Regions from separate parts of the Homo sapiens genome. Here region 1 is linked to region 2. Evidence: chromatin loops called from intact Hi-C (ENCODE). Cell type or tissue: ascending aorta. All regions are shown on one strand. Links, peaks and the distances in the headings refer to the core of each region. The heading gives the core; the rest is flanking DNA. Region 1 overlaps PEX26 (peroxisomal biogenesis factor 26). Region 2 overlaps MICAL3 (microtubule associated monooxygenase, calponin and LIM domain containing 3).

What was found. A loop is a pair of places that touch in the nucleus more often than their neighbours do. Peaks named below come from ENCODE experiments on the same cell type or tissue, not always from the same donor. Only the 100,000 strongest peaks of a DNase experiment are listed, where the experiment ranks them.
Region 1: a loop joins it to region 2, with 7 times the contacts of the local background. A loop is called at or near these places in 4 of 110 quality-filtered maps.

Annotation. Positions count from the first base shown.
Region 1 is chr22:18,084,085-18,100,050 of GRCh38, reverse strand. PEX26 (peroxisomal biogenesis factor 26) reads right to left here. Exons shown (of 5, transcript NM_001127649.3): 4 at 14,793-14,939; 5 at 1-12,079. The coding sequence ends at 11,976. Among named protein-coding and RNA genes, the nearest start is that of PEX26, 14 kb to the right of the region's middle. RefSeq lists enhancers at 8,069-8,278, 8,299-8,358. In ascending aorta, for the core only: no CTCF peak of the experiment used is centred there; DNase peaks (open chromatin) are centred at 7,800 and 7,910; H3K4me3 peaks cover 1,120 bases; H3K27ac peaks cover 2,085 bases.
Region 2 is chr22:17,825,208-17,833,207 of GRCh38, reverse strand. MICAL3 (microtubule associated monooxygenase, calponin and LIM domain containing 3) reads left to right here. Exons shown (of 32, transcript NM_015241.3): 21 at 1,101-1,354; 22 at 5,427-5,564. Among named protein-coding and RNA genes, the nearest start is that of LINC00528, 52 kb to the right of the region's middle. In ascending aorta, for the core only: CTCF peaks have their summits at 2,848 and 3,047 (motif pointing left); a DNase peak (open chromatin) is centred at 3,047; H3K27ac peaks cover 1,246 bases.

The DNA.
Region 1 (15,966 bases), core at 3,007-11,006, 260 kb before region 2:
TAGAAATAAGAAGGAACACTGCATGGTTACTAACATGGATTAGGGGATTGAATTTTGGCCCCCCAAAGATATGTTTGCCTAAAATCTCAGAATGTGACATTATTTGGAATAAGGATCTTGATGTAATTGAGGACCTCAAGATGAGATCATCCTGGATTAGGGTGGCTCTTAAATTCAGTGACATGCATCCTTGGCAGAGAAGATACAGAGGTACGAAGAAGGTCAAGCGAAGACTGAGGCAGGGATTGGAGTGATGCTGTCGCAGGCCAGGGAACACTTAGAGCCAGCAGAAGCTGGAAGAAACAAGGAAGGAATCTTGCCTACAGCCTTCAGAGGCAGAGGCTTTGGCTGACTTCTGGCCTTCAGAGCTGTGAGATAATAAATTTCTGTTGTTTTAAGCCATACATTTGTGGCAATTTGTTAACAGCAGTCCTAGGAAACAAATGTGTGTAGTAAGGAAGTGATAATGTTGGAAGCTGAATAGGTAATAATATTAAATGAAAAAGAATGCCAAACTCAAATTGGTAGATATATGCTTAAAATAAGCACATATGAATGTATATTGAAGGGAAGATATAGACTTTTATTTTCATGGGGTGTTTTTAGTAAGGTTGCTTGAATGAATAGAAAGCATTTCACGTATACCATAAGTAGTATGGACTGTTAACACGAACCTGGAAAGAGGTCCAGTCATCCTACGTGGCAGCAGAGCCATGCTAGGCCCCAGGCTATTTTTTGCCCTGGTCAATTTGATTTTTTGGTTTTGACTCCAGCAATATTGCCTCACAAATTCATTTTTTTAATTCAAGTACCCACCCAAATCCTACCCATCTGCACCTTTTTCCCTGGGCTGGACTCTTGCCTGTCCTTCAGAGTAGATTCACACCTTCTGGCCCACCAATCTCCAGACTTTGTCTTCAGACATACAGAACATTCCCTCACAAACTCTACTACTTTTCCACTCACCAGCCCCTACCTTCCTCTTCCTACAAATCATCACTAAAAGGTAAGGCAGACAGCATGTCATTTTTTGGTCTAGTACCTGATTATTTTAGATAGCCCAGAGAAAGGGTTGATTTGTGGTTGCCTATGTAATTGTATGCACAGTTCTCTATTGGACCATTTAAATCTAACTTAATCCAGCTAAATGTGCCTATATGCAAACATCCATATCTATGTAGCCATTTCATGCATCTATTTTATATAGTTTTAATCCATTTTATATTTATTATATAGTATTTTCATTACTCCATTGCATATGTGTATATATATTATATATATATGTCTACACACGCACACATACACATGTGTATTACTTAATACTTTTCAAAGTTTTTCTTATAGACTTTTACTCATTTTACACAATAATATTATAAAGAAAATGAGGGAGGTAATTTTTTTTTCTTTTTTCTTTTTTTTGAGACAGAATCTCACTCTGTCGCCCAGACTGGAGTGCAGTGGCAGGATCTCAGCTCACTGCAACCTCTGCCTCCCAGGTTCCAGAGATTCTCCTGCCTCAGCCTCCTCCTGAGTAGCTGGGATTAAAGGTGTGCACCATCACACCCAGCTAATTTTTGTATTTTTAGTAGAGGTGGGGTTTCATCATGTTGGCCAGGCTGGTCTTGGCCTCCCGAAGTGCTGGGATTGCAGGCATGAGCCACCGCACCCAGCCAAGGAAGATAATTTTTGTCCCCATCTTGGAGGTGAGAAAAATTGGACCCGAGATTAAATGACTTATGCAAAGTTATAGGGCAAATTAGTAACAGAGCCAGAACCAAAACCAGTCCAATCCTATATCTAGAAAGCTATATATTTATACTTTTTTTGTGTGTGTATGTGTGAGACAGAGTCTCGCTCTGTTGCCCAGGCTGGAGTGCAGTGGCTCGATCTCGGCCCACTGCAACCTCCGCCTCCTGGGTTCAAGTGATTCTTGTGCCTCAGCCTCCCAAGTAGCTGAGATTACAGGTGCACGCCACCACACCCAGCTAATTTTTAGATTTTTTGAAGAGATGGGGTTTCATCATGTTGGCCAGGCTGGTCTCAAACTCCTGGCCTCATGATCCACCTGCCTTGGCCACCCAAAGTGGTGGGATTACGGGCATGGGCCACTGCACCTGGCCTCTAGAAGGCTGTATTATAATTACCATTAATTACATATTGTCCTTTATTGTCATCAAAATCATGCCACTTCTTTGAAAAATAAAAAAATCATCTGGGTGTGGTGGCTTATGCCTATAATCCCAGCACTTTGGGAGGTCAAGATGGGAGGATCACTTGAGGCAAGTTCAACACCAGCCTGGTCAGTGTAGTAAGACCCCATCTCTGTATTTTTTATAAGAAAAAAAAAGGAAGGAATAAAACAGAGTACATAATATACTACAGGTTTTTTTTATAAAAAGGAGAAGAAACTAGGATCTATATCCATACTGGTTTTGTATTGGTGTATTAAATTTACCTCTGGAAGAGTAAATTTAAAACTAATGGCTGTGGCCAGGCACGGTGGCTCATGCCTGTAATCCCAGCACTTTGGGAGACCGAGGCAAGTGGATCACGAGGTCAGGAGATCAAGACCATCCTGGCTAACACGGTGAGACCCCGTCTCTACTAAAAATACAAAAAATTAGCCGGGCGCGGTGGCAGGAGCCTGTAGTCCCAGCCACTTGGGAGGCTGAGGCAGGAGAATGGCGTGAACCCGGAAGGCGGAGCTTGCAGTGAGCCGAGATCACACCCCTGCACTCCAGCCTGGGCGACAGAGTGAGGCTCTGTCTCAAAAAAAAGAAAAAAAAAAAAAACTAACGGCCATAGCTGCCATTGGGGTAGGTGAACTTGCTAAATGAAGAGATGGGAGGTGATATGGTTTGGCTCTGTGTCCCCACTCAAATCTCATCTCAAACTGTAATCCCCACGTCGGAGGAGGGACCTGGTGGGAGGTGACTGGATCACAGGAACAGTTTCTCCCCTGTTGTTCTTGTGATAGTGAGTCAGTTCTCACGAGTTCTGATGGTTTTAAAGTGTGGCATCCCCCCTCATTCTCTCTGCTGCTGCCATGTAAGATGTGCCTTGCTTCCCCTTTGCCTTCCACTATGACTGCTTGTTTCCTGAGGCCTCACAGCCATGCAGAACTGTGAGTCAGTTAAACCTCTTTTCTTCAACAATTACCCAGTCTCTGATACTTCTCTAAAGCAGTGTGAAAATGGACTAATACAGACTGCTTTCACACTAGACTTTTTCAAGCCTTTTCAAAAACCCTATGAATGTATTGCATATTTAGAAAATTAAACATGGTCTGAAATGAATATATAAAAAGGCTTAGCACTTTAAGAAATCAGAGCCGGCCGGGCGTGGTGGCTCACGCCTGTAATCCCAGCACTTTGGGAGGCCGAGGTGGGCAGATCACAAGGTCAGGAGATCGAGACCATCCTGGCTAACACGGTGAAACCCCATCTCTACTAAAAATACAAAAAATTAGCCGGGTGTGGTGGCGGGCGCCTGTAGTCCCAGCTATTCGGGAGGCTGAGGCAGAAGAATGGCATGAACCTGGGAGGCAGAGCTTGCAGTGAGCTGAGATCGTGCCACTGCACTCCAGCCTGGGCGACAGAGCGAGACTCCATCTCAAAAAAAAAAAAAAAATTCAGAGCCATTTGCAAAGCCTAGTTCCTAGGCTAAGAACAGGAATCAGAAGTGCTGCCTTTTCTGTGGTCTGATGTTCACAAGATGCTGGGTTCTACCACTCCAACTCTCCCCTCCTTACCTCACTTAATTAAGAGCAACAGTAATAATAACTAGCACCTGCTCACTACATGCTATGCACCTTTTCAGTGTTTTACATGGATTAGCACCAGTTAATCCTCACAACAAACCTATGAAGTAACTGAGGCACAGGAAAGATTATTTGAAGGTCAAAGCAGGTGAGTCAAGATACAAACTCAGGCCGGGTGTGGTGGCTCATGCCTGTATTCCCAACACTTTGGGAGGTGAGGCATGCAGATCACTTGAGGTCAAGAGTTCAAGACCAGCCTGGCCAACATGGTAAAACCCCGTCTCTACTAAAAATTCAAAAATTAGCCAGGCGTGGTAGTGTGTGCCTGTAGTTCCAGCTACTCGGAAGGCTGAGGCAAGAGAATCGCTTGAACCTAGGAAGTGGATGTTGCAGTGTGTCGAGATCATGCCACTGCCCTCCAGCTTGGACGACAGAGTGAGACTCTGTCTCAAAAAAAAAAGATACAAACTTGGGCATTATGGGTCTGGGACCCACACTCTTAACCACAATCCCATGATGTCTCTCATTTACGCAGCAAATTACTCCATTGGGGTTAGGCCTTGTTTCTCAAAAAAAAAAAAAAAAAGGCTTTTGCAAAATATGTTTCCTGGGAGGATTAATAGAGCACATCTTTTAGCCATTGTCTTTAGCACCTCTGAAAACAAGCACTTGTCACCATGGAGACCATGAAATCCAGGAACAGGACAGAACACAAACAAGTACTAAAAGGGGAGTGGGAAGCATTCCCAGAATGTTCCAGAGCAGGGGGTGCCCGCCGGACAGAGATGTCAGAGCCCACAGAGGGACTGGGAATGGGTAGGATGTCTCTGGTGGGGCGACCAAAAAATTTTACCAGCTCCCCAGCTTTCCAGAGAAAGCAGCCCATTCTTTGAGACCCAGCTAAGTCCACTGGTAACCAAGAGCATGGCTTATCTGTGTGAGTCATCCAATGAAACTACCAGCTTGTATTTATACCTACCCAGGAGGACACCCGCCAGGCTTTGTCATTGCTGGTACATCTGAGAAGAACACCTCCTGCTCTTTCTCTGGAGGGAGCTGGGCGACGATACTACTAAACAGATGCCAAAGCACAGAGCCCTCCCCTGCCCCACCTCCACCCTTCAGCCCTGGTGCGGGTCTTATTGCTCACCAACTCTTGCTGCTTCTATTTCTTCCTTCCCTAATTCCTAAGGCCAAAATCCAAGTTCATTCAACAAATCTTTATTACTTGGCCTCTTACATGGATGGCCTCATTCCAGGTGCTATGGGGGAGATAAGAACAGAAATCCTGGTACCTGTATGCCTAGATTCAAATCCCAGCTCTACCATTTAAAAGCGGTGGGGCACTGGGCACATTAGCCCCTCTGAGTCTGTTTTGCTGTCTCTAAAATGATAATATCTACCTCGCTGGCTTGAACCCAAGAGGAGGGTGCAGTGAGCCGAGATCGCACCACTGCACTCCAGCCTAGGTGACAAGAGCAAGATTCCATCTCAAAAAAAAAAAGAAGAAAAGAAAAGAAAAGAAAAAAAAAGCCAAAGGAAAATAAGAAACTAGCTATGGAGGCAGAAAAGGGGCAGTCAGTGGGGTCAGAGACAAGGCAAGAAGCCAAAGAAGGGATGGCCCTCTACCGCATTTGGAAAATAAGCCTGTAACATAAAAGTATGCATGCATTTTTCTGAGGGCAAGAACCTGTAGGTTACATTCTGAGGACCATACAAATCGGTTTTCCACCTAAGAAACTTCTCCATGTAAATTATGTTGAGGTCGTCATTAAAGAAGCTTTTTTCTCTCCAGGTGCCGTGGCTCACGCCTGTAATCCCAGCACTGTGGGAGGCGGATCACGAGGTCAGGAGATCGAGACCATCCTGGCTAACACGGTGAAACCCAGTCTCTACTAAAAATACCAAAAAATTAGCCAGGCGTGGTGGCGGGCGCCTATAGTCCCAGCCACTCGGGAGGCTGAGGCAGGAGAATGGTGTGAACCCAGGAGGCGGAGCTTGCAGTGAGCTGAGATCACGCCACTGCATTCCAGCCTGGGTGACAGAGCGAGACTCCATCTCAAAAAAAAAAGGCTTTTTTCTGAAATGACACTCTTCTACAAAAGTGCTTTCATTTCTTCACCAAGTCTCTGCTATTATCTGACACCTGTCCGTCCCACCTTGGATAGTACAAAAGTGACAAGAGGATGCTAAAAGTTTTAAAGGGGCTGTTGGAAAATACGAGCTGGGAAACATGTAGAGCTAAATATGAGCTCAGGTCAATATTAAAATTGGAAGTAGGTCACAGAATCCCAACCCCACATATTTGGATCCAGCCCTTGGTGAGTGGGCCTTGGACTGTACTTCACAATCCCATCTTCACCTGCAGTTGTCCGGCCAACATGGCCCCTTCCCGCCTGCCCTTTCCTAACCACCTCCACTCTCTCTAGTGAAGACGCTGAGCTCGCAGCCATGCTGGTTGCACACTGCCATTTTCTACAGGTTCTCAAGTGCATGGGCTGCCAAGAGGGTTGGGTGTTTACATTTATTTTTAATAGAAATGGGGTCGTACCCGGGGCATCTCTTTTCTTCATACTGCAATGTTGCTAGATACACAATCAGACACCAGAGGGTTGGGCATTCTTGCAATACCTTAACAGTGCTGAAACCTGCAGCATGGTACTAAGGAAGTTAAAGTTAGAATGTAACCACTTTATTTAAAAGGTTTATTTTTGTTTTTTTTTTTTTTAAGACGGAGTCTTGCTCTGTCCCCCAGGCTGGAGTGCAGTGGCGCCATCTAGGCTCACTGCAAGCTCCGCCTCCTGGGTTCACGCCATTCTTCTGCCTCAGCCTCCCGAGTAGCTGGGGCTACAGGCACCCGCCACCACGCCCGGCTAATTTTTTGTATTTTTTTAGTAGAGATGGGATTTCACCGTGTTAGCCAGGATGGTCTCGATCTCCTGACCTCGTGATCCACCTGCCTCGGCTTCCCAAGGTGCTGGGATTACAGGCGTGAGCCACCGCGCCCGGCCAGGTTTTTTTCTTTAATTTAAATGAAATGGGGTTGAAGTGAACATGATCTTGTTGACCATGTTCGTGAATTATAGATGCAACATGCATTGGTAGAATCGTGTGATGGTCTTTTGTGATACTTAATTTTTACATATCCCAGTCTCTGTATGTATCTGCACAAAGAAAAAACAAACTCCTGCTTTGCTCTTATTGAAGGGTTCCCAGGACTGCGTGTCTGCTCCTGAGCTCTGTTTTAAGTATGTGTATCCTTTGCTTGTATTTTGTATTAAAAAAGTAAGAAAAAGAACCCTTTATTGTTGAGCATGTTGGCATTGTCCCGTTTATTTTTTTCTCTTTTTGGGACATATGAAGCAAGTTATTCTTTTTCTGTATCTTTTTTTCTTTTGTAAACTTTTTGTTTTTTTCTTGTTTAAAATTGGCTTTATAAAAGGGCTTTTATAACCCACCCCCCCCCCAAAAAAAAGAAATGGGGTCCCACTAGGTTGCCCAGGCTAGCTTTGAACTCCTAGGCTCAAGCAATCCTCCCACTCTGGCCTCCCAAAGTGCTGGGATTATAGGTGTGAGCCACCATGCCAAGTTAAAAAAAAAAAAAAAGTCTGTGAAGCAGGAGTTGCAGGAAAAAAAAGAATTAGTTAATTAATTAGGGGGAAAAAAGCTGAAAGAAAATCAACCGTATTAATAGTAATTATTTCTGAGTGGTGGGATCACGAGTCCTGTATTTCCTTCTATGCAATTAATATTTTCTAAAATATACATGCATTGCTTTAAGACAAGAAAAATACTTGCTGTTTTATCAAGAGGCCTAGAGGTGGCAAACAATGTCTGGATCCGTACACCACCGCTGGAGGAATGCAGAGGCGGGCGGGGGCGCGACAGGCTGCTAGGCACCGTGCCCACTGTCTGTCCTGTAGCTTCCTACCAGCCCGAAACACTGAGGTTTCCAGAGGCAGCGAGGCAAAAGGGCCAGACATTTTTCTGGTTAACACTCCATGTATTCAGTTTCCAAAGGTGCTAGGCCAGGGCGGTGAGGCCGACCTTGGCCAGGCCGTGGGTGGGTTGCTTGACTAGGCCAGAGAGTAAATCAGTAGAATTCCCACAGGCCCCATCTGTGGATGTGAGGCCAAAGTCCATCGGCCCCACGGCTTTTCCGTGCTGGGAGGGAGGAAAGCAGAGGACGGCACAGGGAGGCTGGGAGGGAGGAAGGAAAGCAGACGACGGCACAGGGAGGTGCCCTACTCGCGGTTCATGTCATCACTTTCGCTTTCTGACAGTTCCTTGGGCTGCTTTAAGTGGATAGCAGAGGCCACCTTCTAGATGTAGAAAGAAACTGAACGTCCAGAGTGTGAACTGGCCTGCTTGTATCTCCCCTCGGCGGCAGTGGTGGTTGCCAGCCTGGCTTGCGTTTGCCCAAAAGTAATAGTAAAGAGCTCTGACCACTGCTGCTCACCCTAAACTTGGGGCTGCTGTACTTGTAGGCTTTGGAAAGCATGGAGGGGTTTCCACATATTAAAAAGGAAAAGGGCACCAGGTCTGTGCTCTGTGACCCCATCACGCAACGGAATGACACACAGCTATGAAGAATGAGGCTGCTCCACATATGCTGGGACTGAGAAAGGTTTTTGTGTTTTGTTTCGTTTCTGAGACCAAGTTTCACTCTTTGTTGCCCAGGTGGGAGTGCAATGGCGCGATCTCAGCTCACTGCAACCCTTGCCTCCCGGGTTCAAGTGATTCTCCTGCCTCAGCCTCCTGAGTAGCTGGGATTACAGGTACCCACCACCATGCCCGGCTCATTTTTTTTTTGTATTTTTAGTAGAGATGGGGTTTCACCATGTTGGCCATGCTGATCTCGAACTCCTGACTTCAGGTGATTCACCCACCTTGGCCTCCCAAAGTGCTGGGATTACAGGCATGCGCCACCGCGCCCAGCCGAGAATTGTTTTTTTTCTTTTTAAACGTGGCACAGTGTGTGTAGTGTATGTGACTACTATCATTTGTGTAAGAGAAAGAAAAGTTTACTATCAGAGACTGTATCTGGAGGGATAAACAGACTGGCAAGGGTTGCCTCTGGGCAAGAAACTGGGGAATAGAGAGCGGGAGTAGAAAGACTGTATTAGCTGGGTGTGGCAGCACACACTGTAGGCCCAGCTACTCCAGAGGCTGAGGGGAAGACTTGCTCAAGCCCAGGAGTTCAGGTCCAGCCTGGGCAACACAGCAAGACTAAAAAAAAACAACTTTCTTTTCCAAGAATACCCTTTTTGTAACTTTTGAATTCCGTATTTTTTAATGGTCTATGGTCTACAAACACTCATGTGCAAACACATACACGCAGAATAGGGATCACCTGCACGAAGCTATGAACTATTTCCTCATCCCTTCTAGCCCCTTCCTAGAGGCGAACCCTCCGCCCCCACCCCCAGGCACTATCTGTCCTGCTTGCACCCACCTCCACCCAGGGCTGGCCAACAATAGCCTGTTTCCTCTCCATTCCACCCCTCTCCCCCACCCTCCCATCCCACCACAGAAGAGGATTACTGGTTCCTGCTTTCCTTAGCGCCCCTAAATTTAAAGGTATCTGTTCTATGTTGCATGCTTCAGAACCCTGTAGAAACAACCAGCAAATCCACTGTTGATACGCAATTACCCCTCTTGGATGCATCTGCAACAAGCACTCCCCAGCTTCGAAGGGGCAGCAAAGAAGTTCACAATTACAAGACCATGGGGTCACGACCACAGAAGCGATATGAAACAGGTCCCGGGACACAGGGAGGGGCAGAAAGAATTCTTTGAGTAAGCCTGGAAGGTGGAGGGGCTCACCAGGCCAAGAGCAGGTGCTAGGCCTTCAGTAGGAACAGTGCGAGCCAAGGCACAGAGGCCAAGGGGAGCGAGCTGTAGCTGTGATGGTGGGCAGCTGGAAGGCCGCACATATAATCAACAGGGGACCCACATCAAAGGGGAGATCTTAGCCAAAACCAGCACATAGGGGCCTTCAATTCCATGAAGAATTTAGATGTTATCCAGTGAGCCATGGGAAGCCATTGAAGCGTTTTATCTAGGGTAGTTAAGTGGGCCCAGATTTTCATTTTAAGAAATCATTCTATAGAAGGAATCTCAAACCTCACCTGACTGCTTTTCTCCCCCCAGGGTTCTAAGCTTTACTTAAAAGCCCATATAAAAAAGTATAGATTTGCTTCCTACAGACTTGAACCATGCCCTAAGGATTTAATTCTAAGGGGCCTGTGAAGTTTACCTACTTTACTCATTTTTCTAAAGAAAAGTTGGCCGGGCGCGATGGCTCACACCTGTAATCCCAGCACTTTGGGAGGCCTAGGTGGGTGGATCACAAGTTCAGGAGATCGAGACCATCCCGGCTAACACAGTGAAACCCAGACTCTACTAAAAATACAAAAATATTAGCCAGGCGAGGTGGTGGGCACCTGTAGTCCCAGCTACTCGGGAGGCTGAGGCAGGAGAATGGCATGAACCCGGGAGGCGGAGCTTGCAGTGAGCTGAGATCACGCCACTGCACTCCAGCCTGGGTGACAGAGACTCCATCTCAAAAACAAACAAACAAACAAACAAACAAAACAAAAGAAAACTTGTTGCCTTGCAACCCCCGAAAATGTACCAAGGAAAAGCTAGCAAGCACCTTCTCTATTTTGGGCATCAACACCAAGGACACAGTGCAGGGCAGCCTGCTTGGCCTCTGGGTAGAGAAAGGCCAGCCCCTGCAGAAAGCCCTTCTTCATCCTGACAGCACAGCAGTGCTCTACGCTTCCTTGCACAGAAACTCATAAGATGCTTGTGGCTGGTGAGAAAACAACACTGAAACATTTCAGCTCCTCAAATGCTAAGGCCTCGGTGCCACCTCCCTAAGGTTTTATTGTTCACTGCCTTCAAAACCCATGTCTCCCGTCTGCCCCGCCCCCCACATCCCTTCCAGCTCACCTGATTACTCAGTTCCATTTTCAGCTCAGCAGCCTCTGAGGCTGGCCTACTTTTCAAGGCCACACGAGCAGAAAAATTTGGGCATTACACAAACAACAGAACATAACTAGGACAATGGGACACAGAAAGGGAAGAACCTGAAATGGTGTGTACCAAGGAGGCAAGGATACAGGCAGAACCTGGTGAAACAGCCAAGGGACAAGTTTGCAGGGCGGGAGGGAAGGGCTGGCGGGGAAAGAGTGGGCAGAGGCACTGAGCGTAACAGAGCAAGACTTGGCCAGGACAACCTGGAAAATTGAGCTGAAGACCAAGAGGCACCAGGCAAGATCACTTTACCCAGCGATAAGAGCTGTAAGGCTCACTTGGTTTTCAGTAGTCAACCCGGTGGTTCTGAAAACCACACCCCAGCCTGAACAGTGAGAAGGCTCCTGCAGCTTCAAGCGCATGGCAAGACCATGGGAACAGCCTATTGATACAGAATTAGATCAGCTCTGGGGAGCACAGTGCAGGCAAGAAGAGGCCCTCTCAGATCTACTCTAGCTAATTAAGGTACTGTCCTGTGGGGCATGTTTTTTTGTTTGTTTTGAGAGAGTGCGGTAGCACAATCTCAGCTCACTGCAACTTTTGCCTCCCTGGCTCAAGTGATTCTCCTGCCTCAGCCTCCCAAGTAGCTAGGACTATAGGCGTGCACCACATCTAGCTAATTTTTGTATTTTTAGTAGAGATGGGGTTTCACCATGTTGGCCAGGCAGGTTTTGAACTCCTGGCCACAAGTGATCCACCCACCTCACCCTTCCAAAGTGCTGGGATTACAGGCGTGAGTCACCATGCCCAGCAAAGAAGTATGTTTCTCAAGAAGTGAAAGGCCAAGGGTCACTTCACCAGGCTTTTTCTGAACTTCCAGCTCCATTAACATCCTGACCTGAAGAACCAACCCCTTGCCTTCACCAAGAAGATGGAATGTTTCATGGACACAGTCCCTGTCCCCAAACCCCTCCTTTTCAAGGGGCCTCTGGTCATCCGGGGCACTGTTCTGGAGGTGCTGTGCCTGCTGGTCCTGCTTTGTTTCCACATCATCTACCGCGACCAGCCGAAGTAGGGTGCAAAGGAGAGGGCACCCAGGCAGCAAGACACAGTGCACTCCGCGAGATTAGGCTGGTCCCATTTCCCCAGGGGCGCCTGTGGATGTGTCGCTCTGTCGCTCTGCTTCTGTGGCCACGGACGTGAGGAGCAGAGAGGCTGTGGTGCGCAGGGACCCTCAGTCACGGATGCGGAGCTGGTAGAGGCGAGAAAATGCAGCCTTCCGGATCCAGCGGAAGAGCTGGGCCAGCTTGTAGAGGAAGTGCAGGGAGGAAGGGGAAGCTGCAGGGCAGAGGGAGACTACAGTGAACGTCCCACCCCTCTCACCTGTCACTCTGCCATCTCCCACCCTGGGAGACTCCACTACCAATTACACATAGTTGGTTTTGTTTTGTTTTTTTTAGAGACAGGGTCTCGCTCTGTCACCTAGGCTAGAGTACAGTGCAGTCTGTGTTCAGCTCACTGCAGCCTCAATCTCTGGGGCTCATGCGATCCTCAGCCTGCAGGTGCAGGTTCTCCTCCCCCACCATCATCACTCCAATGAGTCGGGCCTGCTGCTGAGGGTCAGGGCCACTGGGCCAGGCCCTTCTGAAGCAGCCTTGGAAAGAGCAGGCTCAAATGTCCTCATGCCATCCCCACTAGGAGACCAGGGTTTACGAGACTAAAGGGCTTACGGGAACCATAAAGAATCATAAAGAGTTTCTAAATCTGTATCAGTCAGGAGGTGGCCAGGGATGAACGCTGATGATACTGAGCATTCCGAGCGCTAACTCGTGACTTCTTTGTAAAGCAAACAGAGTCGTCCACAGGGGATCCCTGCTCAGCATTCAGCAGACGGGTTAGAAGGACAACTCTGAGCTATGTGACGGAAACCTCGCTGGCCAGGCATGATGGCTTGTGCCTATAATCCCAGCACTGTGGGAGGCTGAGGTGAGAGGATCACTTAAGGCCAGAAGTTGGAGACCAGCCTGGCAAACATGGCGAAACCCCGTCTCTACTAAAAATACAAAATGTAGCCTGGCATGGTGGTGTGTGCCTGTAATCCCAGCTACTTGGGATACTGAGGCAGGAGAATCGCTTGAACCCAGGAGGCGGAGGTTGCAGTAAGCCGAGATCACGCCACTGCAACCTGGGCAACAGAGCAAGACTCTGTCTCAAAAATAAAAATAAAAAATTAGCCGGGCATGGAGGCACATGCCTGTAGTCCCAGTTACTTGGGAGGCTGAGGAGAGAAGATCGCTTGAGCCTAGGAGGCAGAGGTTGCAGTGAGCCAAGATCACGCCGGTGCACTCCAGCCTGGGCAACAGAGAAAGACCCAGTATCAAAAACTAAATAAATAAAATAAAATAAAAATAAAAATAAATAAATAAATATTTTAAAAAAGCTCACTGAATAAGAGAAAGAGAAATGGGGAAACAGGGAGAATCTAAAGACTAAGTTAACAAATGGCACTTCTCAAAATAGACAAACCATTTGAAGGGACCAGTATAAGGGTTTCTGATTTCCTCTTAAATTTTGAAACTTATTTAATCATATTCTAAGTCTAAATTCATGAGAAGAGTAGAGATTAGAACATAACTCACACTGAGTAACACAAAAAAATCTAAAAGAGCGAGTGCCAAGTTTGGCTTCATGCACCTGAGGGGTCAATCCTCAGGAAATAACTGGGGTTGTTCCCAAATATCACTTAGGGAGCTCATTCCTTCTTCACAGCGAGGCAGAAAACAGAATAATCACCCAAATGTTCAATAATAGGGGTTGTTAAATTACTTAGGGGCATTCCTGTGAACTGGAATAGTTAGCGATTTAAGGCCATGCTTGAAAGCATATGTGTGACATGTAACTGCCTACAATCTCTATATCCATAGAAAAAGACTGAAAGCACAGCAGAGTAGCAGATTTCTATGCCCTTCTTTATACTTTTCTCTATTTTCCACATTTTTTTTTCTTTTTTGAGACAGAGTTTCGCTCTTGTAGCCCAGGCCAGAGGGCAACAGTGCAATCTTGGCTCACTGCAACCTCCGCCTCCTGGGTTCAAGCAATGCTCCCTGCCTCACCCTCCCCAGTTGCTGGGATTACAGGCACGCACCACCACACCTGGCTAATTTTTGTATTTTTAGTAGAGACGGGGTTTCACCATATTGGCCAGGCTGTTCTCGAACTCCTGACCTCAGGTGATCCACCCTCCTTGGCCTCCCATAGTGCTGGGATTACAGGTGTGAGCCACCATGTCCGGCCTATTTTCCACATTTTCTAAAATGTATGAGTTTTTCATTTACAACTTGCTTTGAATTAACACTTCATGAGACATTAATACTTGAATTAACACTTTTGTAGATATTCTGATGAGCGGAAGTTTTTTTGTTTTTTGTTTTTTGTTTTGAGACAGAGTCTCGCTCTATTGCCCAGGCTGGAGTGCAGCAGTGCGATCTTGGCTCACTGCAACCTCCGCCTCCCGGGTTCAAGCTATTCTCCTGCCTCAACCTCCCAAGTAGCTGGGACTACAGGCATGTGCCACTACACCTGGCTAATTTTTTTTGTATCTTTAGTAGAGATGGGGCTTTACCATGTTGGCCAGGCTGGTCTCGATTTCCTGACCTTGTGATCTGCCTGCCTTGGCCTCCCAAAGTGCTGGGATTACAGGCGTGAGCCACCGTGCCTGGCCAAGAGGAAGTTTTTTTAAATTCTGAGGTTCTAGTCAGAGTTCAGCCCTAGAAAAAGTGGAGGACTATGACTCAGTCCATGTTCAGGAGTCAGCAGGGCCAAGTGGACTTTCTCCTGGCTGCTCTCATAGACTCCAGGACTGGCCTCTCCTTATGGGTGGGGCTGGCTCATGCCCAGTCTAGCAATTCCTCCTTGTGGAACAGACTCAGGGGAAATGTCATAGGAGAGACTCCCCTCCCCAGTAGGACTCTGACAAACACCCACTCCCACAGGCCCAGCCCTGGCAACAACCCCTTCCCAGGAAGGACAGGGGAGAGTCTCCACCTCTTACCTGGATCAAATCTCACCACCAGGAGACAGAGGATCAAGGCAGCCAGGAGACTCTTTTTGAAGGGCAGAGAAAAGAAGTGGCTCACCGCAGAGTCCCAAAGCTGGCGAACCAACATCGGTAGTGACAGGAACTTGTGGGAGACAGAGCCTGGCCAGGGAGACAGAGCACAGCTTCAGGGATGTCATGGGAATCAGCTTCCCTGACCCCGACCTCTGTGCTTGCTTCTAAGACCTGAGCAGGCCAGGCGCAGTGGCTCATGCCTGTAATCCCAGCACTTTGGGAGGCTGAGGCAGGTGGATCACAAGGTCAGGAGATCGAGACCATCCTGGCTAACATGGTGAAACCCCGTCTCTACTAAAAATACAAAAATTAGCCAGGCGTGGTGGTGTGCGCCTGTAGTCCCAGCTACTTGGGAGCCTGAGGCACGAGAATCACTTGAATCTGGGAGGTGGAGGCTGCAGTGAGCCAAGATCGTGCCATTGCACTCCAGCTTGGGCAACAAGAGCAAAACTCCGTCTCAAAAAAAAAAAAAAAAGAGTTTAGTAAAAGGGTATTAGGTATTGGCTAAAGCCTTCATTCCTTAACTGCACATACTCTTGCAAATCTCATGAATATAAATTGTTTTCCTCGTGTTTATTACTTATTTTGACTATATATTATTTACTATATTGAATGCATCTTTGTAAAAGTTTTTTAAAACCTTTCAGAACCTTTCAGGCCAGGCGCAGTGGCTCATGCCAGTAATCCCAGCACTTTGGGAGGCCAAGGCAGCCAGATCACGAGGTCAGGAGATTGAGACCATCCTGGCTAACACGGTGAAACCCCGTCTCTACTAAAAATACAAAAATTAGCCAGGTGTGGTGGCGGGCACCTGTAGTCCCAGCTACTCAGGAGGCTGAGGCAGGAGAATGGCGTGAACCTGAGAGGTGCAGCTTGCAGTGAGCGGAGATCGCATCACTGCATTCCCGCTTGGGCGACAGAGCGAGACTCCGTCTCAAACAAAAAAAAAAAAAAAAAAAAAGAGAGAGAGATGGTGACTTTCTGTCCTTGAAGTATTCACAACTAGACTAGATCATCACTCAAGGAAAAGGGCGGAAAAGATTCAGCGACCAGGGAAAGGGTCTGCAAATTAGTTTCTGATATTCCTTTGGCTATCCCAGCAGATCTCAGCTGT
Region 2 (8,000 bases), core at 1-8,000:
GCCCCACAGGTTGCAAGGAACCCGGTTTTGTTCCTGTCCTGCCTCCCTCCACAGGGCAGGAGTGGGGTACACTGCAGCAGGAGGGTGGCCAGAGCGAGGAGCTACGGTTTGGGTAGTGTCCGTTGTGGCATGTGCATTCTTACAGGTGTGCGGCTTCCTATGTCGGCCACGCTTGCCTGCAGCTGTGAGGGGAGTGCTTGGCAGTGCAGCAGCTGGCAGGAGCGATGGCCCTGGGGTTGGAGGTTTGTCTCCACCCTTTCCCCATCGTCTCTGTCCTGTGGCTTTGCAGTGAGCGGTGCCTTTGCCGTCATTTCCCTGTGTGTCCCCACAGTGTCCTGCTCAGGGATTGGCACGTGGTAGGGTTCTAAGGAGTGCCAGGAAATGGAATCTGTCGCCCCACCCCAGCACACAGACCTTGATCATCAGCCAGTTAAGTCCAGGCCTTTCTGGGTCCCCCCTCCCCCCACCACACCCACAGCTCTCCTGAGAGGCTTCTGACAGGCCGCAGTCACACAGAATTGAGTTCCTCTAACTAGACAGTGGGCCAGGATGAGAGAAGACTTTCCATTCTCAATTCCCAGGGTCATGGGTTTATATCAGAATGAGTCCACTGCCCTGCTTGTGCCCTCGAGGCCGTCTATGAAACGTAAACCAGCGATCTCAGTGTTTGCTGCTTGAAGCACCCTGAGGGATGGGGCTGTGGCTTGAGTTTGAGCGGCTGCAGTCAGGAACTTCCATGGGCTCCGTGAGGAGCTGCTCTCCCAGTTCTGCACACTCCCCTCCACAGGCAGAGGCTGGGCCAGACCCACAGGCAGCCTTCGGTGGTCCCCTCCCTACCCCATCCACCTGAGGAGAAGTGCGTGAGGTCTGTGAGCAGGAGGCATTCTTCCCTTTGTCCCCTTAGTCGGGCTTGGGTAGGTGGCTTCTCATGCCCAGGTACCCTGTCCTGCTGATGCCGCTCTCTCCTCCCTCCTGTCTCTCTCCGCCTGCTCAGCAGCTGCTTTGCCTGACATGCATTGTTTCTGATGGTGGCCCTTCCCCTTCCCCTTCTCAGTTTTTCTTCATTCCCTCACTCTGGCTATGTGGTTATTTCCTCACAGTAGTTCCGAGTCTGAGATGGAGGAGGAGGGAGAGGAGGAGGAGGAGGAGCCTCGCCTGCCCCCATCTGACCTGGGTGGTGTTCCGTGGAAGGAGGCCGTGCGGATCCATGCCCTTCTGAAAGGGAAAAGTGAAGAGGAGCTAGAGGCCTCAAAGAGCTTTGGGCCTGGGAATGAAGAGGAGGAGGAGGAGGAGGAAGAATATGAAGAGGAGGAGGAGGAGGACTATGACGAGGAGGAGGAAGAGTCCAGTGAAGGTCAGAACAAAATCTCTGCTCCGAACTCTGCCCTGCCCCCCAAAGTGATCTGTTTCATGCGTGAGTGTAAGAGGTTTCTGGGGCTGACGTCACACGGACGTGCCTCCTGCACAGCCCAGGGACCACCCCTCCTGACATAAGACATGGGGGGCAGAGGGGAGGACACCGTAGCGTTGAGCAGGCGGTTGGCAGTGGAAGTAATGTCCCTTGTGCACATTGGTTTAGAAACTGGAAGTGGAAGGCAGAGAGCCAGTCCAAGTACTCATCCAAGTTAGGCCACTCCTACTTGTCTCCACCTCGTTTTCTCTTTTTGCCCTGTAGTTTCAGTTGAAAAAATTAATAAGGAAAGGGAATTTAGCTTTCTAGAGGATTCCCTGATCCTAGTCTAGGGTTTCGGAGGTGGCTATGAGCTTAGTGCCCACTGGATGGGGCTCAGTTGATGGCACGCAGGGCAGCGTTTTGGGGACAGTGTCCTGAAGGGATACTCAGGCCCAGGGGCCAGCCACTCTGGCTGGTTCTGAAATAGTCTCTTGCCTTGGACTTGAGATTTTTCAATTCTGCCCCATCTCTGGGTGTGTGTGGCCTCAAGTGATGAGGAGGGACTTGCTGGGCCTGTGCAGGAGAGAAGGCCATTCTTTCTCTGCTCCAGCAGCGCAGAAGTCTGGGGGGTGGTGAAGACGGAGCCAGGGCAGGTGGAGATCTGAGTCCCCAAAAGATAGATGTGGAGTGAGCAGGAAGGACATGACCTTTAATTTCTGAGCACCAGTGACTCCCTGCAGCGGTCAGAGGATCGGTTGAGTTCTCAGTGACCCCAGGCCCTGCAGAGCTGGCACTGTGCTCATCTCTGCTTCTCCTGGCACCTGTGTGCTTGCTGCCCAGTCCCATCCGGGGGTCTGTTTTCTCTGGCACACAGGGCTGAGCCCTTGCCTGACAGGGCTCATGTTCCTGATCCAGTCCCCTGGGAGCTGTGCAGCTCCAGGATGTTGGCCCCAGTGAGGTGGGTTAGCAGAAGGAACCGCACCGTTGGGCGTCCGCGAGAACAGCTGGCGTCAGGGACTTCCTCGGGCTCCCTAAGGACCTGCTCTCCCAGTTCTCTACTCTTCCCTCTGAGGCAGAGGCTGGGCAGGACCCACAGGCAGCCCTTAGTGACCCGCACTCCACACCCTGTCTGCCTTAGGAGAAATGGGGTCTGTGAATCTGGGCTCTCCCTCCATGCTGCCGTGTCTGCGGAGCCAGGTGCCGGCGTGGCCTCTGCTAGCCAGCAGAGTGAGCATGCACAGCTGGTCCAGGGCACGGTGTTTTGTTTGCACTGTTCCAGACATCGTCATCTCCATCTGATGATGATCACTCGGCAGCTTTGAGCCCTGGCACAGCTTCGGGTCGAAGCACGTTCCCTTTTCAGGAGAGTTGAGCCGAGCTTTCCTTCACGCAGACTTAATTTCCTGGACTTAGTGCTAACGTCAAGACCAAACCTGTAGGAAAAGAGCTTTAACTACACAAACACATACTGACAGATTCAGCCAAACTCCGAGAGTCCCAGACCGGAGCCTGTGTCCCTAGCGCAGGTGTGTCTGTCGGGCAGCCGACGGTGCCTGTGCAGGCAGTGGCTGGACACCACTACTCCCTTCTCTTCCCTCCCTGCTTGATCGCGCTGTGGGATTCCTGATGCTGTGTGGGTCTCTGGCTCCCCCTGCTGTAGAAGGGGAGTACTGCCCCTGGGACACAGAACTGCAAGGCCAGTGGCGCCAGGTACCTCCCACAGGAAGAAGATTTGAGGACATTTAAAGGTACCCACTTTACCCCGTGCCCACCTTCTACCCCAGCTCCCTGGCAGCCATCCAAAATTTGCCTCCAAGAGCATGTCTCACAGACAAAGGTCTGTGTTTTATGGAACTGTGCTGACGGGCTCTGCACACATCTCACTGGGCTACTCTCCCTGGTCCCAGCCTGCCCAGACAGTCAGGCGCAAAGTAACATGTGAGTCAGAAGAGGTTCTGGAGGAAGTTGGAGAAGGCTCCAGAAGTGGCCTCATGGAATGCGGCCCCATCTATGCCGCATATGTTTTACTGCAAGCTCATCTCCAGCCAAGACTTGGCTCCTTCTCTGATGCAGGAAACCTATCGCCAGTGCAGGTGCCTTTAATGTTTCTCTGAGAAAGGAGGAAATGCTGGCTTGTGCTGTCGATAAGTCCCCAAGGCTGCATGTATTAGCAGGAAGCACAGCAGGACTCTGAGAGAAGAATGTGTCTCTTCTCTTTGTTGCTGAGAAGGTAGAGAAAGGCCCTGCACTCTTTGACTTACCTTCCTCAGTCCTGTGCATCCAGGCTGTTAGGTGACTCTGCTGTGACTTAGTCCCACCCAGCACCATAAAGAAAGGCAAATTGACGGCCGGGTGCAGTGGCTCATGCCTGTAATCCCAGCACTTTGGGAGGCCGAGGCGTGTGGATCACCTGAGATCGGGAGTTTGAGACCAGTCTGACCAACATGGAGAAACCCTGTCTCTACTAAAAAATATAAAAAATTAGTCGGGCATGGTGGCACATGCCTGTAATCCCAGCTACTTGGGAGGCTGAGGCAGGAGAATTGCTTGAACCTGGGAGGCGGAGGTTGCGGTGAGCTGAGATCGTGCCATTGCACTCTAGCCTGGGCAACAAGAGCGACACTTCGTCTCAAAAAAAAAAAAAAAAAAGGCAAATTCACCTCAGAAAAAGTCCACAAATCTATAGAGACCAGCAACATCTATAGAGACCAGCAACTCCAACAAGGGGCTAATACTCCACATACGGCTTGCAGGGCCAGCAACAAATCTATAGAGACTAGCAGCTCCAACAATGGGCTGATACCCCACATACGGCAGAGCACAGGGCCAGCATCACACTGGGTGGTCTTGCTGGTCCTTTCTGCCCATTTCACATTCCCTGTTGCTTGAAGAGGCTGTCATAGTGACTGAAGCCAAGGCCAGATTGTCTGGTTAGACTCAGAGGAGGCATGTCACCCATTCCCAGATGGAAGCTGGCTCCTGGCAGGAACACGAATCCTTCAGATCAGGTGGCACCTGCTGAACAGCCACCTTCCCTTCCCAGTTGCTAGCTGTCCCTTTATCTTAACCCAACTGTGTGGCACGGTCCAAGCACTAAGTACAGGGATCCCACAGGGCAGGGATCCAGAGGGGCCACTGGTGAGTTTCCATGTAGCTGAGAAACCAGGCCTTGTTTCCAGAGGTGATAAGCAGGGCACCACATGGAGTTCTCAGGTGAGGGCTTTGACCTCAGAGAGCTGTTGGTCTCATTCTCGCCTGTGAAATTCCAAGGGTTTGGAAACGTACATGAAAGAGCTCTGCTTCCCTCCCAGCCATCACCTCCCCTGACTCTACCCTCCACTGGGATCCGTGTCCTTGCCTCAGACCCAGCATGCAGCATGAGGCCCACTAAGGGACGGGGACTTTTTCTCTCCAGCAGCAGCTCCAGCTGCAGAAGATGCAAACCGAAGTGCCAGCAAAGTCTATCTCTGTCCTGTGTGAGCTGGCCGGCTGGCGGCAGAATGACACAATCTCTTCCCACCTCTCTCGTCACCTGGCCATCAGCTGGGCGAGTGGTGGTGGGCACCTTGCTGTGTGACCAGCAGAGGGGCAGGATAGTGCATCCTGGGGTCTCACACTGTGCTAGGGACAAAGCAGGTCCTTGTGACCCCTTGGGGCTGGGCCTGCAGAAGCAGGCTGGAATCTGCTCTTTTTCCATCTTGGTGCATGGGCCCCCTGAATGCAGCTCAGGATGAAAGGAGCCTCAGAAAGGAATGTGTGATTCTCTTCACTGAATTGAATGGTACATATACGGCTGGAAATGACCAGGTCACACTGAATGAGCAGAAGGACTGTGCGTGTGTGTCTGTGTGTCCATGCGTCTGTGTGTGTGTGTGTGTGTATACATGTGCATACATGTTCTTAATTTTTACTTCTTTCTGATTCATACTGACCCTGGCCAATGCTGTAACTTCTCTTTCTGTTTCCTTTCCCATGCTATTTCATCCCCTCCTTCCCCACCTCATTTCTCCACCCCTTGACCCTGGGACACTAGCCGGGAACCAGAGGCTCCAGCAGGTCATGCACGCGGCGGATCCTCTGGAGATCCAGGCTGACGTGCACTGGACTCATATCCGTGAGAGAGAGGAGGAAGAGAGGATGGCGCCGGCCTCTGAGTCCTCTGCTTCCGGAGGTAAACACTCCCAGCCCCAGGCCGCAGTGTGCCCCGAGCACCACCCGCCTGCTGCCTCTGTCGCCACAGGGGGCCTTTCTGTCAGGGCAGAGCCACCCATGAGGTCACACACGGGAGCCAGGCGCATCCCGCTTTGCTGCTGTCAGTTGTGACACCTGTACTTTTCATCTGAGGATATGTGAAGTTCTCTGTGGATTAAGAGGTTGTGGACTCTTTCTCCATTGATGCAAAATGGTAAAATGAACCTGATCTTGGGTAAACCAAGAATTTTCTGTCTTTCTCTCATGTTTCTGGTCACCGCTGCTCTTTCCTCACTTCGTAAAACGTTCTGGTACTTTTCTTAGAGTGTGTCTGGACGTGAATGTGTGTTGGCAGGAAGGGGGCGGGAGGGGCATGTTTGGAAGTGAAATGAAGTCTTGGGAAGAGATTTCTGTCCAGGAGGCCTCCACAGTAGCATCGTCTCCAGCCCCAGGCTTTAGGTGTGACGGTCTGTGTCACACAGTAGGATGAAGATGAACCTTATTCTGGCTTTTTTAAATAAAGGAATAGCAATAAGAGAAGGACCGTGGAGACTGCTGAGGGACGTGGTGGCCGCTGTGCCATCTTTCCTGGCATGCTGTCTTCCAAATACCCACCCTCGGAGTCACCTCTGCTGTCACTTCTGTGCGTGCACATTTTCATTCAGCGCCGGTCACGGGCCACACCCCCTGCCAGGCTCTGAGCATACAAAAGGGGCATTTCCTGCCATCATAAAACAGCATTAATAAGACGTTTGTTCCTCCCTGGCCCCAAATCTTCACTTGTAGGCAAGACCAACCTCCGTTTCCGGCTTGTGGTGGCACCATGAGCACCCGCATCACTGGGCTGGCCTGTGAGCTGGGGAGCGCTCTGCAGCCCTGGGCCGGCGGTGGCCCTACCTTGGGTTTTCCCTCTTCTCTTCTCATCCTGATTCTCCATCACACAGGCTAACATCAGGGCTCGCACCCCTTGTTGGTGCCAGACAGGCGTCTGTCCTGAATGCCTTCTCACTTTCTTTCTCTTTGGGATTTTAAGGATGACCTTGGCTCTCCTCGTTGGGAACGCATATTGCTGTGTAACTTTGTATTTGTCGTCTGTTTTAAATTCAGTGCCCGACCTTCCCTCCATACGCCACGCGGCGGTGCAGGCCTGGCTGGAGACGGTCTCCGGAGGTAGTCTGGTGATGTTCACTCTCTCCCCACTCACCGTAACCTCTCTCTAGGCGGCTCTGCTGGTACCTTAACACTAGACTCCTGGGCCTGTTGCAAGTGCATGCCAGGGCGGCAGAGGCGGGTGGGGGTACCTGCATGCCTTGCCAGACAGCCCGCCCTTGCATGGATCAGACGCACACCCCCCCTTCAGGGCAGCTCAGAGGGAAACGTGAGGGCAGGCAGGACAGACACAGGCAGGTTTTTATTGATAAGAGTCGGATAAAAAGGCCAAAGCCAAAGGAACGTTTTTGGCACTGAGAGTTTTAAAATGTGTTGAGAATGAGGTGGTTACCGATTGAGTGTGAAAGGGGAGGAATCAGAAGATATTCCACAAGCCTACCAAGCTATCAGAGAAGGAGGCTGTCAAAACCAGGGGGTTTATGGGAGGATGATGGTGGAGAGGGAAGAGCAGAGGATGGGCGGGTGCTATTCAGCAGAAAGTGGGGACAGGCTGGGTGTGACCAGGGGTGACACCAGTCAAATCCAGCCCGAGCTGCAGGCGTCTCTTCAAGTACAAGAGATCGTTGAGCAGCCTGAGTTGTCCTTCCTACATGTTTCTGGAAGTGTGTGTTTCTCACCGAGGGGCTACTGGCATTTGGGGCAGGACAGCTCTTTCCCTTGCAGAAGGTTTAACATTCTTGGCCTCGGCCCTTGGAGTGTCCGTGCAGCCTCCACCACCTATGAAGACACCAAAAATCCCTCCACGAGTTGTCAGACACTGCTGGAGGAAGGGCAGTGTTATCGCCAACAGCACCACTGTCCTAGCGGTCACTTCTGGGATGCGGACATGGGAGCTCGTGGGGCTTCAGCAGCCTGTCCCTGTGTCCTCCCGGCAGTGGGAGAAACAGGCACACACAGCCGCAGGGAAGGGCCACTGCTCTTTGCGCAGAGACGGCTGGCTCCTCTTCTAGATAGCTTGGGTCCCTAGGGCGGTGGGGCAAGAGCCTCCCAGCTGGCGGCTGAAGGAAACCAAGAGCTGAGCGGGTCAGTGGCTCCTGGCTTTCATAGCACGTGGCTCATCAACCTGCGTGGCAGCTTCTAGCACCCTGCACTCCGTCTTAACCTGAATTTCACCCCCAGATCCACCCCTCAAGCTGTGTCCCTTTCAACACTGCTGCTGCTGCGTTGATATTTCTCACCTGTTTATTTTTTTTTATCTGTGACGATTTTTCCTTTCAAGGTACTGCCAAGGAGTGTAGACTTCTCA